Regions from separate parts of the Mus musculus genome. Here region 1 is linked to region 2. The links are chromatin loops, found by intact Hi-C in ENCODE. Cell type or tissue: heart. All regions are shown on one strand.

Region 1 (8,000 bases), 500 kb after region 2:
CCACCAGGAACCCAGAGGTAAGAGCTGACACAGATATTGAAGAAATGTTGATTTCTGGCTTGCTTCCCCATGTTACTACTCAGCTACATTTTTTTATACAGCCCATGCTCACGCGGCCAAGGATGGCATCGCCCACAATGGCCTAAGCCTCTTCCTCTATCATTTAGCACTCATGAAAATGCCCAGCAGACCAATCTGATAGGGACAGTTCCTCAACGGAGGGTCGCTCTTGCCAGGTCCGTCAATTGACAACCAAGATTGCTACTGCAATGTCCTATGGTATTTTTCTATGTTTTCTGTAGATCTAATCTTATTTCCAAATGAAATATGAGGCAGGTTTTATCACTTCTTTTTGCTTTATTTTTTTTATTGGTTTGTTTGGGGTTTTTTGTCTTGTATTTTTTAACACAACATATCCAGGTGTGAGACTGAATGCTTCAACCCCACTGTGACTCATTTCGGCTAGCTACTGTAATTTTTGTATTAAGGGAGATCACCAAATGATGTCAGACACAGCACCTCTAAACCCAATTCTTACAGTGTATGTTAGATTACAGTAAACAAGAAAGCAATCCAAAGAAGGAAACCATGCATGCTAAAACCCATGTAGCATGTTAGTCACAAAGAGGTAAGTCAGAAAAAAGTATATTATCATTCCCATTAGAAATAAAGTGCCCATAACGCCCACATGTGGGCGCATGCTCTTGTGAAACAAGAAGCAAAACATGTCAAGAATTAAACAAAACCAAATGAATTTGGCACTGGAATGTGACTCTGTAATCAAGTTTTGTCTAGCATGTGTGAGGCCCTGAGTTTAATCACGAGCACGCACACGCACACGCATGCACTACACTCACTACAGGCACACATCGGCAGATGATAAGAGCAGGACTTGAATGAAAGCTTCTGTGACGGCCCTTTTTCATGGATCTGTTAAGAAAGGTTTCTTGTGAGATAAAAGTTGAGTTTGTTCTTGTACATACCCAGACTTCAAGTCCGTAATTCTCAAACAGTTTGTAGCATCCAGTCCCACCTTCCCATTTCGGACCACGCTTGATATGAATGGGGAGAGCATTGGAGAAATTCGGTTCAAGGCAATTTCTGGAGACATTTTAACTTGATTTATGAGTTACCACTGAAAGTAGAAAGAAAGAAAGGTGATCAATTTACCAAACAAACTTAAGAAATATAGCTAGCACAAGCTCCCTGTAAGTTAGCACGGTGCACAGAATTGTCTCTTCTACAAGCAAATGCTTTATGACTCAGTACCACTTAGTCTTCCAGGAGCCAGATCCCTGCAGCTCAGAGACTCGGGGCATGGCCTATGCCATGCCTTTGGGGAATGAAAGGAACCCTTAAAGTACAATTCCCTCCTCCTTTCCAAAGACGCTCCCCACAGTAGCTCAGTCTCCTCAAAGCTCCAACTGCCTCTTCTAATCTAGTTGAGCTGGAGAAGGTTCACTAACAGTCCTGCAACCACAACACACAAAACATACATCACCAAGTCCACTAAATCAGGGACCCCACCTGTATCCCCACAAGGACAAAGAGCTTGATCAGGGATAACATACAGCACTCTAAAGCAAACACAACCAACTGTTACTTACAAGAAAGCATTTACAGCCCACACACCTTTCTTAATAAGTCCTTCCATGGAGCATTATAATTACCTGATTATATTAACTCTCCCCAACAAAGACTATAACTTGAAATTCTTACATTTAACAAAGGCAGTTAACATACACTTAGTATTCAGTAACATTTAATAATGTTACTGAATAATAATGTGGTAAATTCAAATAATGGAATTTTTTCTAGACCATATTTGAAGCAAGCTTTATTAAATATTGACCAGGACCATGGATACTGGACTGGCCCATAACTAAAACCCATGCTCAGAATATGGCTTCAAATAATAGATTCAATAAACAAATTAATCTTAAAATAACTCTAAAGAAATGAGTGAGGGAAGCAAAACTGAAGAAAAATTCATCAATGGAGAAGATATAATAGACCCTCAAAATCTAATAAGGTGAGGGCCCCGAGAAAACAGTTCAGTGAGTAAAGTGCTTGCTGAGCAAGCCTGAGCAAGCATGACTTCCACCCCAGCAGCTATGTAAAAAGCCAGCCTAGTGGCACACATCTATAACCCCAGCACTGCAGGTTTCAACTCAGCAGATTCCCTGGGCTCACCAGTCTAGCCAAAACCGTGAAGCCCAAAGTCAGTGAGAGACCCTCTCTCTAATCTAAGGTCAAGGACGATAGAGGAAGATACTCAACACTATCCTCTCTCCAAATCATGTACACACACACATATATATGCATACTCTATACACAGACATACCATGTACACACATGCACACAAATCATAGGGGTTAAATACAGCTAAATCTGGGGGATAAAGGTACTTGACACTTAAATTATAAAAACATAGGGCAGAGATTTATGCGTGTCCAGATATTAAGCAACAAAGACAAATTGAATCTTTTCAGTCTTTGATTTTCTGGCACTGCGAAGTCTTTACACTTGATAATACAAAAGCAATAAATCACACGTATGTGATTTGGATGTTCACGGAGCTGCAGGAGAGTGTGCACGAACTCCTAATAGGTGAAAGCTACTGCTTTAGAGGTGAATAAGTCAATTCAAATGACTACTGTCTCTCTCCATCTGAAAGATTAATCCCACAATGAAAGCAAATTCATTCCCATCCAGGTACAATTATGAGTACCTGCTGTTCTGGTTTCTAAGCACTGTGCCACATAAGAATTTATAAGCTCTGCTAAACTGAATGTTTGCTTTATCATTGTAGTTACACACACACACACACACACACACACAGTGACACCATGATGCCCCCCCCCGAAATATTTGTGAGGTGCTTAAGCTTTACACAGTATACTTTAGTCTCTACATGGTTGTCTTCTGACTCTTGGGAGCTGGCCTCCCCATACATTCTAATACATCTAACATGAGCAAATGTCTCCTTTCCTATATATAGTATCTATCATAAAAATACATATATCTTATAGCATGGCATGACTTATAAGTCACTTCCATATGCAGCCTTGCCATTCATCTTCACAGTCTGGTATAAGGCATGTTTCTAATTCCCACATTCCAGGTGACTTGGGTAACTGTTTCTGGACAGTAGGCTCACCCACACTATCACTTTGAAGACTTTTCTAAACTCCACAGTCCTGCCTGATGTCTGCCCACTATGTCACAGTTCCTGGAGGGGGATGCTCATTTACTTCACATTCAAAACACACAGAGTCATCTGAGAAGCAAGCAGAAGGATATCTTATGACAAAAAAAAAAAAAAAAAAACTGTTCCATGGTTTGTTTTTTTCCTCAGAGTATCTAATTTACACCAAATTTCTCCAAGAAAGAGAAATCAAACTAACACCTCACACATGATCTCTGTTACTCACCTCTCTGCACAAACATCCACTCCCCCCCCACACACACACACAGTTTCTTAATGAATACTGTTTCCATTTTGTAAATACAAAAGCTAAAGACCAGCCAAATCAAGTTACTTATTTAATGTCACATAAAGAACAAACAGAAGGACTGAAATTCAGGTCCAGAGCTCTCTCAAATTCCACTATTCCTATCCTCTTCTCAAGCATTAATTACAATGGCCACTAAAGAAAGCACCAAGGTGAATTTTTAAAGCATACACTTCGGTAAATATAAAGACAAAGTCACGAATTTATACACATGATTGCTTTACAGCTAGACACCAACTAGGCTCCTGCTGATCCAGTGTTGGTACTAGCCTGAATGATTCACTAATTAAATGCCAAAGGAAACAACCTTCTCCAGACGCCAAACCACACTAGTGATTATGAAAACCCATTCCACTTCAGCAACTGTCAAGACGTTAGGATCACACCTGAGGGAATGGATTTCTGTCTTTATCTCCAGAACAGCAGCTATAATACAAGTTTTTGACAGTGCAAGGTTTTGTGCAGCTTCAAGATGTTTCAGTAAGTGTGACTTCACTAACAAATGAAAGTTAAAAAAAAAAAAAACTATACTGACTCCAAAATCAGGAATTTGAAGAGAAAAAAAAAAAAAAAGATGATTCTTTGGTACAATATGCAGGGATATGGATTAGAAACACACACCTCTCCTTTACATATGGCACCATTATAACTGATTCCAGAGAAGCAGGAAATTTTGGTGACCTGCCTCTCTTGAATGCTTGTTTTGCAATTTGTATTTCCTGATTTTGATGTATTGCAGACGGAAGATGCAAATATATAATTTTTATAAAAAAATCTGCTGCCGCAAGATAAGGTCACATGAGGTCTTTTAGTGGGCAGGCTGTCTGGGGAACACAAAGACGTATAAAGCACCATCTAGGCTCTCGCAATTAGGAGAGGATGACAAACACGGAAACATGTGCCCCCGTTGACGTCATGGAACGGAAAGGGGTGGCCTCCTGCTGCATCACGTCCACGTCATATGGCGCACGAGGGAAGTTACTGTGGGGGAGCAATTTCTCCACTGGGCAACATCAGGGAGGGGCGGGGAGAGCGAATTGGTTCCGATCCAAAGAATGTCCACCCATTCTGAGGAGAATCTAAAGGGATCCAACCCTTTCTCCCAAATTGTATGATGCCCTCATCAAGTGCAAAAAGAGGCGGGCTTCATCAGAAACCAGGACTGAACGAGATACGTGGAGAAAGAGAAGCCTCAGATCTTGGGGGCGGCTCTTGAGGGAATCCGCGTGCTGTGGGGCGAGCGGGGCATCTTTGGAACGCGGGCCTTCTCTTGAAGAGGCTAGCTCTCTGGCCATACTCAAACATGGCTCTCTGCGCCACCTGTGCGACTGAGATCCAACCTCCCCGCACCAGCCCGGGTCCAGGTACCTGGAACTTAAGTCCGATCAGTAACCGGCGACTAGACGGGGTACAGGTTACCCGAGCGCGCCCCCGACCGACGCACCGACCTGCGCGCGAACCGCGGGCCGGATGCGTGCGCGCTCCCCCGGACGTCCCGCCCTCTCCGGAGCCGGCCGGGCGTGCGCGTCCCCGCGCCGAGAAGCCGGAAGCTGAGGAAGGCGACCGGGTAGCGCCTGAAGGTTCCCGGGAGCTCTGGCCTAGTGCTTGGCGCGCTCTGTCATTCTCGCCGTGGCGGCCGGGCCCTGTGCTTGTGAGGCGGGGCAGGAACACCGGTCCCAGAGGGATCAGGACTAGCCAAAGGCCGGAGAGATTTCGGGCATTTGGGAGGGCGACCGGCACAGGCGGGTGGAACGCCCGCGTCGTTAAGGAGGACGGGGCGGCGTCCCTGGTTACGGGGTCAGGCAAAGGGCAAAGGGCAGCGTCAGGGTTGAGCAGGATTAGTAATGGCGGCGTGTGGGGAGCCCGGGAGGCCCTGGCAGGAGGAGGAGGCAGCAGCGGTGGTAGTGGTGGGTTCCTGCATGACCGACCTGGTCAGGTTAGTGCGGGGCCGCAGCGCAAGGTCTCGGGAGGGCGAGCCACACTGTGGATGCCCGGGCCTCGGATCGGTGGGCACCCACCATTGGAACTTTCCTGAAAGCTTCAGGTTTCCAAGCACGACTTCTGAGGTGAAAAGGCAGAATTCAAGTTTGTGGAGGTCAATGACAGAGGAAGGGACAGGGATGGGGGGTGGGGGGACTGAATGAAAGCTTTGATAGACACCCCCACCTACGGGCGCCCCCAAACACCTGCACCTGTTTCCTTGGCCAGGCTGCCCCATGACATTTTAACCTCTGAGAACATGATGTACCTACTTCACAGGGTTGAGAGCACAAGAAGTGTTTTGTCCACCAGACCCAACTGGGTATTACTGGATTGAACACGTGAAAGAAGGCACTGAGGCAAACACCTTTTCACTCATGTTGGCATTCCTGCAGTGTTCCATATTTACAGTTTACTTTTATGTGGAAATGTAACCATGGGCCAACCTTTGTGGTGAACCTAAGTGTGAATTCAAAATTTAAAACACACACACACACACACAAACATGACAATTACAGCCACTAAAAACCTGACCAAATAGTGCTAAATGAGAATAGTTGAGTTAGGTCAGAGAGGTTGTAGGGAAGATCCTTCTGCTTTGTCGTCTGTTTTTATGAAAACAGCTTTCCAAGCAGATAAGCAATATACATTGTAGAAAAAAAAATAGTTCAGGTATTCCAAAAAACTCAGGCCATATAATTCTGTTTATGTTAATAACCATATTTCCCAGCAACTTAGTGTCATCGGTCCCTAAACTATTTTTCCAAAAGATAGCAGAGAACTTTGAAATAAGGCCTTGGGGTAATCAAAACAACCAAACCCTTTCACCAAACTACCTATATCTACTTTAAAAACAGCTCCAGGGGCCTCATATATCTAACTTAATCTTGCTTAAAACATTATAAATTGTTATCAGATTCATCAAGATGGCTATGAGGTAAAGGTGCTTGACTAAAGCCTAATGCCCTTCAGTTCCTGGAGCCCAGTATGGTGGAAGGACACTACATATGTGATGCATGAGTGTGTACACAATAGATAGATAGATAGATAGATAGATAGATAGAATAAATAAGTCTATGCTTTCAAATTACCAAACACAACAGAAAAGATGGAATTAAAAAGGAGACTGGGGCCGGGCGTGGTGATGCACGCCTTTAATCCCAGCACTTGGGAGGCAGAGGCAGGCGGATTTCTGAGTTCCAGGCCAGCCTGGTCTACAAAGTAAGCTCCAGGACAGCCAGGGCTACACAGAGAAACCCTGTCTCGAAAAAAACAAAAAAAAAAAAAGAAAAAGAAAAGAAAGAAAGAAAAAGGAGACTGGGAGAGGCAAGTTAATTGACAAAAACCCTGATATGTTGTAGGGACTACAGAAATGGCCTCAACAGTTAAGAGCATTGGATAAAAACCACCTGTAACTCCCATCTAAAGGGTCCCACACCTCCAAGTGCATTGCTTTCCTACACACAGAGTTAAAAGTAAAAAAATGATTTTTTTAAATGAAGCAATAACAGAAGAGCTACAAATAATTAAAGTTTATATAATTTTGTGTGTGGTGCTAGATATTGAACTCAGGTCCGTTGCATGGCTAGTAAATACTTTACTACTAAACTACACTTATAGCTTTTAATTTTATTATTTGAGACAGAATCTCACTAAGTTCCCCATGCTGAACTTGTACCATGTAAGTTAGGCACTTGACCATGCTATCTTGCTGTAGCTGGGATTACAGGCTTACAGCCCCAAGTCTGTCTCTAAATTCTAAATTTTCCTTTTTCAGAAATGTTTGAGCTGCTACCTTGTCCTAAGTTACGCTGAGGCAGGCATGATTTTCTGTACTGGAAGACAATATAGCTGGAGACCTTTGGTGAGGAGGCTTATGTGTATTTTTCTAGGGGAAGATGTCAGCACATCTTTCTGTAAAGCTCCAGATAGTAAAGATTTAAGTTTGGCAGGTCACATTTGGAAGTGTGAAAAGTCCTTTGTCTTCATTAGGATTTTATTGCTGTGAACAGACACCATGACCAAGGCAACTCTTATAAAGGACAACATTTATTTGGGGCTGGCTTACAGTTCAGAGGTTCAGTCCATTATCATCAAGGAGGGAGCATGGCAGCATCCAGACAGCATGGTGCAGGAGGTGCTGAGAGTTCTACAGTTTCCTCTGAAGGCTGCTAGCAGAATACTGACTTCCAGGCAGCTAGGATAAGGGTCTTAAAGCCCACACCCACAGTGACACACCTACTTCAACAGGGCCACCTTGTAATCATGCCACTCCCTAGGCCGAGCATATGCAAAGGGTCTCGTCATTCTGATCTCCCAGATAAGGAATGCTGCAGACTAACCTGTCCATAAGTCCCTGTGTGTAGGCTGTCTCCAGTCCATCCTAACTAACTTAATCCCAGTGGCAGTTCTTGAAGAAAAGGTAGAATGTGGTGTTTGTTTTAGATCAAAGTAGGGAATGCGGTGGCTGAGCAGATGGATGAGCACTGACTGCTCTTCCAGAGG
Region 2 (8,000 bases):
GGAGAAACCCTGTCTCAATCAATCAATCAATCAATCAATCAATAAGAAATGTCAGAAGCTGTTCGAGGCCAGCCTGGTCTACAAAGTGAGTTCCAGGTCAGCCGGGGCTACACAGAGAAACCCTGTCTCAATAAATAAATAAATAAATAAATAAATAAATAAATAAGAAAGAAATGTCAGAAGCTGCGCCCATGAAGTCTCCCCAACACGGATGTTTAAGACCTGAACAATGATGACATCAATAGGTATGCTAACGGAGAGGATGCTCAGGAGAGGTGGAACATATCCACAAGGAACATTATTCAGAGCAGGTTGCATTTATATATTTAGGAAATTACACATAGACACATACAAATATACATGCATATACATATACCTGCATATACAAACATATGTATATATACACATGTCTATATGTGTATGTTTATATTTACTTACAATTGAAAAAGAGGTCATGAACTTGAGAGATAGGAAGGCAGTCCAGGGGAAGGGTTGGAGGGAGGAAAGGGAAAGAGTAAAATGTTGTAATTATAATTTTTGAAAATTATTAGAAACGCACCACGTCCCTGAGAACAGTTAGAAGACAAGCTGTCTCCTAGCTCTTGCTACGGTTTATTCGGTTACGTAAAGCTGCCGTGAGGATGGGAAGTCGGAAGCTCACTCACGGAGGGAACAATTGGATTCCAGCTTACAGTCTCAGAGTCCTCAGCTGGTTTCAACTGCATGTTGTAAGCACCACCTGATGTCCTGACGTTCCTCTCTACTGGCTGCTCACTGTTTTCTTACTCTTGCTTTTGCAATAACCCTGACAAACTCATTCACTGAACTCCACAACCCCAGCTCTCGCATACCACTCTCCAGACCACACAAAATACTGTCCTTAGAGTTTAGCGAAACTCAGAGAACAGATGTCAAGTTGAGCCCTAAGGTGTAGGCCTTTGGTGACCATGACACTCCCACGTGACTTCACTGGCTGTGACACATGCAATGCATATGCAGGGGAATGGAGATTTCGGGACCATCAGTACTTTGTAGTCAGTTTCTTGGGGCCTAAAACTGCTCTTTAAAAAGTAGTTTGGGCTGAAAAGATAGCCTGGTCAGTAACTGCTTGCCTTGCAAGCTCAGAGATTTGAGTCTGAGCCCTGCTCCCTCAAACCCATGTGGAAAAAGCTAGACATGGTGGTGAACGCTTTTATACCCACAGATGGGGATGCAGAGACAGGAGGAATCCCCGGTGTTTGCTGGCCAGGTAGCCTGGCCTACTTAACAAATTTCAGGTCAGTGAAAGTCACTAACTAACTAACGAACGAACTAATAACTAACTAACATAAATGTTCCCTCTGACACACATATACACGTATACACAGAGGCAGCGAGGGAGGAGGAAGGGACAGACAGAGACACAGAGACTAGAGAGACTACTAAAAGAACAAAGCAAAGGAGTCCCAGTGTACTTTTTACCAGCTACTCAGCACAGGGTTCAGAAAAATCTCTTCTCTTCAGGAGGGGCCCAGCCTCCAATCTTGTTAGCTTTTTAGGTGGATGATTCGGTCACCCTTAATCTGGGTCACCATGTAGGGCAGTTTGTAGCTAGAGTTCTCTGCATGGTGACTCAGCTAAATGCCACCTTCCTGGGTCTCCCTTGCTATCTTCCTTCTTCCACCCACTGTCTGGTCCAGAGTATCATTTTCTGCCTAGAAACACACCACTCTCTAAAACATGCTTGTTTCTGGGCTCCTGCAACTCACAGAATTGCCACAAAAGGCAGAGACTCTATCCCTAGGGCCTAGAACAGCAGGTGGCACAAAATCAAGGTAGGAGCTCAATAAATACTTGTTGACTGAATAACCCTGTTACTGGCCAGCTGTACCACCAAGGGTAAAGCAGTTAAACCTTCCTGGACCTCAATTTACTCATCTGTAAAATGGGCAATTATACTTAATAATTGCACTCTCTTGCCTCAATGCTCTGCGTGTCCTAGCCAGGATCAGAGTGACCTTGTTTTCTGACTCAAGGGCTTCTTGGGCCACAGGATGATTGGGAGGTGCTTACGAGTTGCACCTCCAGAGGCCTGGAGTTGCCACACCTTCCTGCCTGAGGGTCTTCAGCTCCAGAGGGAGGTGGGAATGTGTGCTGGTAGATGGGTGTTGTTGGGGGTTCCTTCCCTAGAATGGCATCTTCAAGAGGGCAGGCATCTTGGATTGCGCTGACTCCTATTGCCACATGTGTAGAATAGTGCCCAGCACCCAGCAGCCCTATAGATGGTTCTGGAATGAGTGAGGAACAGCTCATACCAGCCATGCATGTTTCTATTCCTGGCTAAGTGCTGTGTGGGATACAAACAGTACTAGTAGATCCCCTCCCACCCACAGAGCCCTCTGAGCTGTTTGCACTTGCCTCAGCTCCTTCGATCCTCATGACAAGTCCATGAGATAAGCGTCATTACATCCCATTATCCCCAATTCACAGATGAGATAACTGAGGCACAAAGGGTTCAAACTGCCCAGAGCCACATTGCAGGTGAATGGTAGAGGTTGAGCTCAAACCCAAGCTCTCAGACTCAAGACTGCAGGCGCCTGTGTGTGGCTGGCTGTGCAAGGCTCAAGTGTGAGTGTGTGTAGGCAGGAAGTCTTATGAGGAAGACTGAGGAAGGGGCAGGTGGGAGGAAGAAAGCAAAGCCGCCTGCTATGGTGTGGGGTTCTGGGCTGCTTTAGTGAGCAAAGACCAGGAAGAAGGTCCTCGAGAGGGGCCTGTGACCTCAGTAGGGAACATCTGCAGGAAGTACATGGCCTCAATAAGAATGCCACTCTCAGGCCCAGACAGGCCCAGCTCCTTGCAGCTTCCTCATGGGGCACAGATGCCAAAGATGTGGGCAAACAGGTTTGAGGAATACAAAACCAACTTGAAGCTTTCTCCTCTTCCTCAAACAAGGCACCCAGCCTGAGCCCTCTCTCCTAGACCATAAGAATTCTTTCTAAAGCTGTGCGTCCTCCTCTTGCCTTTGCTAAAGTCCTTACAAGCCTCTGAATCAAACCTACTTACTTACACACACTGTCCCAGCCACCCAGACTCTGCCCCCGAACCCTTGCCCCTGGAAGCCCATGATCTCTGTCAGTCCCTGACTCCTGTCTCTGCCTTTTGAGACCCATATGGGGACCCTATGAGTTCTGTCCTTCCTCTTTCTGTGTCCTGTCCCTGAGGCACCTTCATCTCCTGCTCGATGTCTGAGTTGGTCCTTCTACCCTGGCCTCAGTCACTGGCACCTTCCCTGTAATTGGCAGCTTCAGAGGGTGGGGCTCAAGGCTCTGTACCTGTACCAAACCCCACTTGCTTTTATGAGTGGCACAGCCGCTGGTCATCCTGCACTGATCCCTACCAGAGATCCCCGGGGGACCAGCAGCTTAGCAAAGGCCCTGAGGCTGTCCTACCAGAGGCCTGAGGTTGATGGGGTTAGAGGCCATGAGGAGGAGATGGGGGGCAGAATGTGAAGAGGAAGGCAGGGACAGAGGCTCACCCACACCTGCTGGCCACTCAGCAGGGCAAAGATCACCCCAGTTAGCACTGGGACACAGCTACTGGACAGGAGGACCACTACAAAAGCGGACACAAAAATGCCCTTATCTCAGTGAGAATGAAGTTTCCCTGTCTATCCCCTGTCCTGGCAAGGCCCCAAATTTCCAGAGGGAAGGTGTCTGGACCACTCACAGGCCAGACTGCTGGGTTTACTGCTCATGCCACATGACTGAGCCCCAGAAGCACCCACCTCAGTCCACCCAAAGACCAGATCCCCCCACTCCTGCTTTATCGATAGCTCTGGGTGCAGCTTATCCCATCCGAACAGCTGGAAATGGGCTCCCAGGATGCCGGCAACTCCTAAGAGAGGATAATAGTCAACCACTGACCACATTAGCCAGTGACTTCTTACTCTTTCATGCTCCTGCTAAGCACTTACATGTGTTGTGACTTGGTGACTTCACCAGGCAGTTCCCTGAGATGGTTCTGGAGGCTACCGCGAAATGGTTCTAAGCCTAGACGGGATAACCATATGCTCACCCAGCCTGGAATAGTCCCATCTTACGTCTGTTATCTCAGAATCAGTACTGACAGACTATCGTTCTCATGCTCACATTGGGTGACTGCTCATGGGCCCTGCTCAGAGACAGCATCATGTGGCTGTCCCTAGAGGAGCAACGGGGCCGGAAGAATCAGACACCAGAGGGCAGCAGTGAGCTGTGTTTGTCTGGCTTGTCTCTGGCAAGGCACTGGTCCCATGGTAGGATAGGTGGAGACTAGCTGAGGAAGTGCCCAGACAGCTTCCTTAGAGCTCCAGCTCTGTTCAGGCCTACTACAACCCAGCTGGGTCCATCTCTTCCATCTGCCCAACAGAGAGAGCCCAACTAAACATGAGAGTCCAGGAGGGAAGAGAGACACTAACTAGTCCCAGTCTACCCAGCCTGGCCAGCCTCCTGTCAGGCCCTACTGTGGGCTTCACAGTAGGCTTAGAACACTCTGACTTTGATGAAACATACAGCAGTTCCCACCATGGCACGTGGTTGGAGATGTTTTTAGCCTTACCAATTTTCTCTGTGTAGAGAGATGCCTCTCTCTGCAGTAGGCAGAGATGAGCATCAAGACACAAGGGGGCATCACTTAACGCAGATGACTGTTTTGGCAAAGAAGCAAGTCATTGTATAATAGAAGTCAGAGTGTCAGACAGAACCTCATTCAGACAGACAGACATCTATGCATATGGTAGAGAACAGACTGTCACTTGTTTGTCCAATATGGTTCCAGACGACAACTGTTGTCCTGACCCAATGATTACTAACATCCCACCTCTTGCGGTGTCCCAGTTTGGAGAATCGACTACACAGTGCTGCCTACGAGGCATCAACTATGTGCCAGGGTTGGTGGCAGACCTGGGGGATGGGGAGGGAGATGATGTCCCAACTGCCACTCTCCAGGACTCACTGTTGCTGCTTGAGGACACAGACTGGGAAAGGAATGGAGAAGGTGGGGATGGTCACACTGCTAGAGGTCCCCTCAAGAACCTGCCAAGAAACATCTATGGATAGATCTATCTTTCTTGGTTTATTCAGAATTTTTAATATTTTAATATTTTTCCAGCTTTATAAGCTGCTTTAAAAAAAACCCAAAACAATTCACTATGTAGCTCATAGCAATTCTCCTGCCTCAGGCTCCCAAACACTTGGTTTTTTTTTTTTTTTTTTTAATTGCATGTATCTATTTGTCTCTGTGTATGCTGGGCAAACAGGTGTATGTTCTCTACATTCTGTATAGGGGTACACCTACAGATGAAGGTCAGAGGGGCAACTTGTGGGAACTGGATCTCTCCTTCTACCATGTGGGTCTCTTGCTCAGATTCAGGTGGTCCAGCTTAGTGGTAAGTGCCATCATAGGCTGAGCCGTCTAGTCAACACAAGCTGGATCATTACAGGCGTGTGCTGTGCGCTGCTACAAGTGGTGCTAATCCATTTTCTGGTGTGTGTGTGTGTGTGTGTGTGTGTGTGTGTGTGTGTGTGTGTGTGCCTATCCTAGAACCAGGGATGCTTTCGAGGTGCAGGTGTCTTAATGCCAAATCCCTTACCAGCAAGCCCACAATCCACTCTTCCAAGCCCCTGCCTTGTCTGTAAGCCTCCTTCTGAGTTAGATCCTCTCTGTGTCCTGCTCAGTTAACTTGAGGGCACCCTCTGGTGGGCAGCAAAGTCTCCTTGTCCCTCCGCCAATGTTACAGGGGAACTTTGTCCTGCTTCTCAGCAGAGCATGGCCTGACCCCATCCCACGATATCCTGGGTGACTGCATGAAAACCCCAGAGCTCCCCAGCACTGGAGGAGTTTTGCCTTATTTAGACATGGTGCCCTGGAGGAAGGAGAAAGGGAAGGAGGGGGAGGGGATGGCAAGTAGATAGGCACGAAGGAGAAGGAAGGAGGCTGGAGGATTCTGAGAACTAAGGGTCATGATGACATCATCACGGGAGGGTTTTGCTGGGGTCAGTGGGTGAGGGCGGGGCCCAGTGGCTGGGGCTCACGGTGACTCATTTATAGGAATGGGCTTTGTGTCTGCCGCAGTCATTTATTTAGTAAGCCATTAATTGTTTCGACACTCGTTTATTGAGTTGTTATTATGCTTCAGGCCCAGGACTAGGCTTCAGAAGACAGAGATCACTGCCAGGGCTGGGAGCTCACGGCCCAAAGGGGAGAGGCGAGGCCACTGCTATGTGTGGGTGTGTGCAGGAGCAGAGGGTCCTGGGACAGGCATTTCAATGCATGGCAGACACAGAGACAACAGAGGGGCACCATTGGAGGAGATAGTGGCCAAGAAAGACTCCCATGGGAAGGAAGGTAGGGGAAGGGCTCTTAAGGTGCTGGAGGGGAGGAAGAAGAGGAGGAAAGGGAAGAGGAGGGGAGGAGAGGGGGTCGGGGAGGAAGAGTATGTAGTGGAAGGTTGGAAGAAGGGCTCAGGAGGCATAGGGAACTGACAGGCACCTGAGACACAATAACAATGGCTAGATTTATGCTTGTAGGCTAGTGACATGGCCTGACCTGTAATGGTACCTGCTGCCAAGCCTGCTGACCTGAGTTTGATCCCTAGGAAAGAGAAAAGTTATCCTTGAGTTCCACATGTGCTCTGTGGTATATGAGTGAGCATACACACACACACACACACACACACACACTCACATGGGCTGAGGAGAAAACAAACAAACAAATGTTTTTACATGCACAAGGAAAACAGAAATGTTCTTGGAGAGGGAATGTCCACAAGATTCTAAAGTAGGGGACCCTGGAGGTGTGGCTACATCCTTCGCATTTGGGTCTGGCTAGTATGACCTTGGCAGACTGGTCCTTGCTGTAGGTGATGGTTCATAGACTTAGCCACACCAGCTTCATCCTTCCTCAGAGATAGCTCAGTGTCTGCCCCGATAAATGGAAAAGGTGAACCTTAATGGAGGGCAGAGCTTGGCAGACCCCACAGTCAACAGCAGTAGAGTCAGAGTGACTGCAGTTTGTGGCCACCTGAAAACCCTCCTGTCACACCTGAGGATGCCCTGCTTGATGTCTGGACACAGCTCCTGAGTGGTCATTGCTAGTATCATGGGACATCCTTAATAATAGGCAAGCCCAAGTCACTCATTCGTGGCGAGCCTCGGTTCTCAGGCATGCCATCTGATTCCAGAGGTCCCTTTTCCCAAATGGGAGACGTCTGCTTCTGTGAAGAGACTGCCACACTTTGTCCCAGTCCTCCACGTCTCTGGGGAGATCACTGGGCTCCTCTTCTAGTAACCAGACCACAGGAGGCCATAGACTCCAGGAGGGACTTTCAGCCTTGAGATTTTTTTCTTCAAACAGGCCCCGGGTGTTACGGTGGCTTCTTCAGGGGTGTCCCCAGACCCTGTTCTTCCAGAAGTGTGAAGCCACCCCACCTGGCCTTGACCATCACTGCCCACTTCTTCCAGTCACTAAAGTCCCAAACATATTTGTGCTCCTCCTGCTACGATTAATTGGGGTCTATTTCAAGGGAAACTCAGTAGTCTGCCCACTTCTGATTCACACCCATTGAGCTCATCAAAACCAGAACAATTTGGTAATAGTAATAGCTTCTTGGTTTACTGGACGCCCTCTGGGATCTGTGAAAAAAAAAAAAATCTCCGTTCCTCAGAAACAGGAAGTTTCAACAGAAGGAAAGACAGTTGCAAAAATCAACAACATTTGAATTGTCTCTGCCTGTTGGAGAGGTGTGTGCGTTCAGTGTTCCAGTCCTCTGGTCAGCAAACAATCAGCACCTACTGTGTGCAGGGCTGGGAACACAGGGGATTTTAAAAGGAGAGCTTCTGTTTGGGGAGGGTTGCAGTGTCTCCCAGAAAACCATCTTGGGTGCAGAGGGGAGGGGCTGGGGCCTGGGGCCTGGGGCCTGGGGGACTGGCTGCAAACTCACACAACAGAAATTTACTTTATTGAAATTCTGGAGGCCTTCCGAG

What was found. A loop is a pair of places that touch in the nucleus more often than their neighbours do. Peaks named below come from ENCODE experiments on the same cell type or tissue, not always from the same donor. Only the 100,000 strongest peaks of a DNase experiment are listed, where the experiment ranks them.
Region 1: a loop joins it to region 2, with 5 times the contacts of the local background. A loop is called at or near these places in 10 of 42 quality-filtered maps.

Annotation. Positions count from the first base shown.
Region 1 is chr5:31,694,961-31,702,960 of GRCm38, reverse strand. Rbks (ribokinase) reads left to right here and starts at 5,351. Exons shown (of 8, transcript NM_153196.1): 1 at 5,351-5,451. The coding sequence starts at 5,360. It overlaps Babam2 (BRISC and BRCA1 A complex member 2), which reads right to left and starts at 4,911. Exons shown (of 12, transcript NM_144541.1): 1 at 4,884-4,911; 2 at 984-1,135. The coding sequence starts at 1,111. In heart, no CTCF peak of the experiment used is centred here; DNase peaks (open chromatin) are centred at 4,460 and 4,990; H3K4me3 peaks cover 2,060 bases; H3K27ac peaks cover 1,822 bases.
Region 2 is chr5:32,194,132-32,202,131 of GRCm38, reverse strand. No RefSeq gene overlaps it. Among named protein-coding and RNA genes, the nearest start is that of Gm36732, 13 kb to the right of the region's middle. In heart, a CTCF peak has its summit at 4,209 (motif pointing right); DNase peaks (open chromatin) are centred at 4,221 and 5,891; H3K27ac peaks cover 1,054 bases.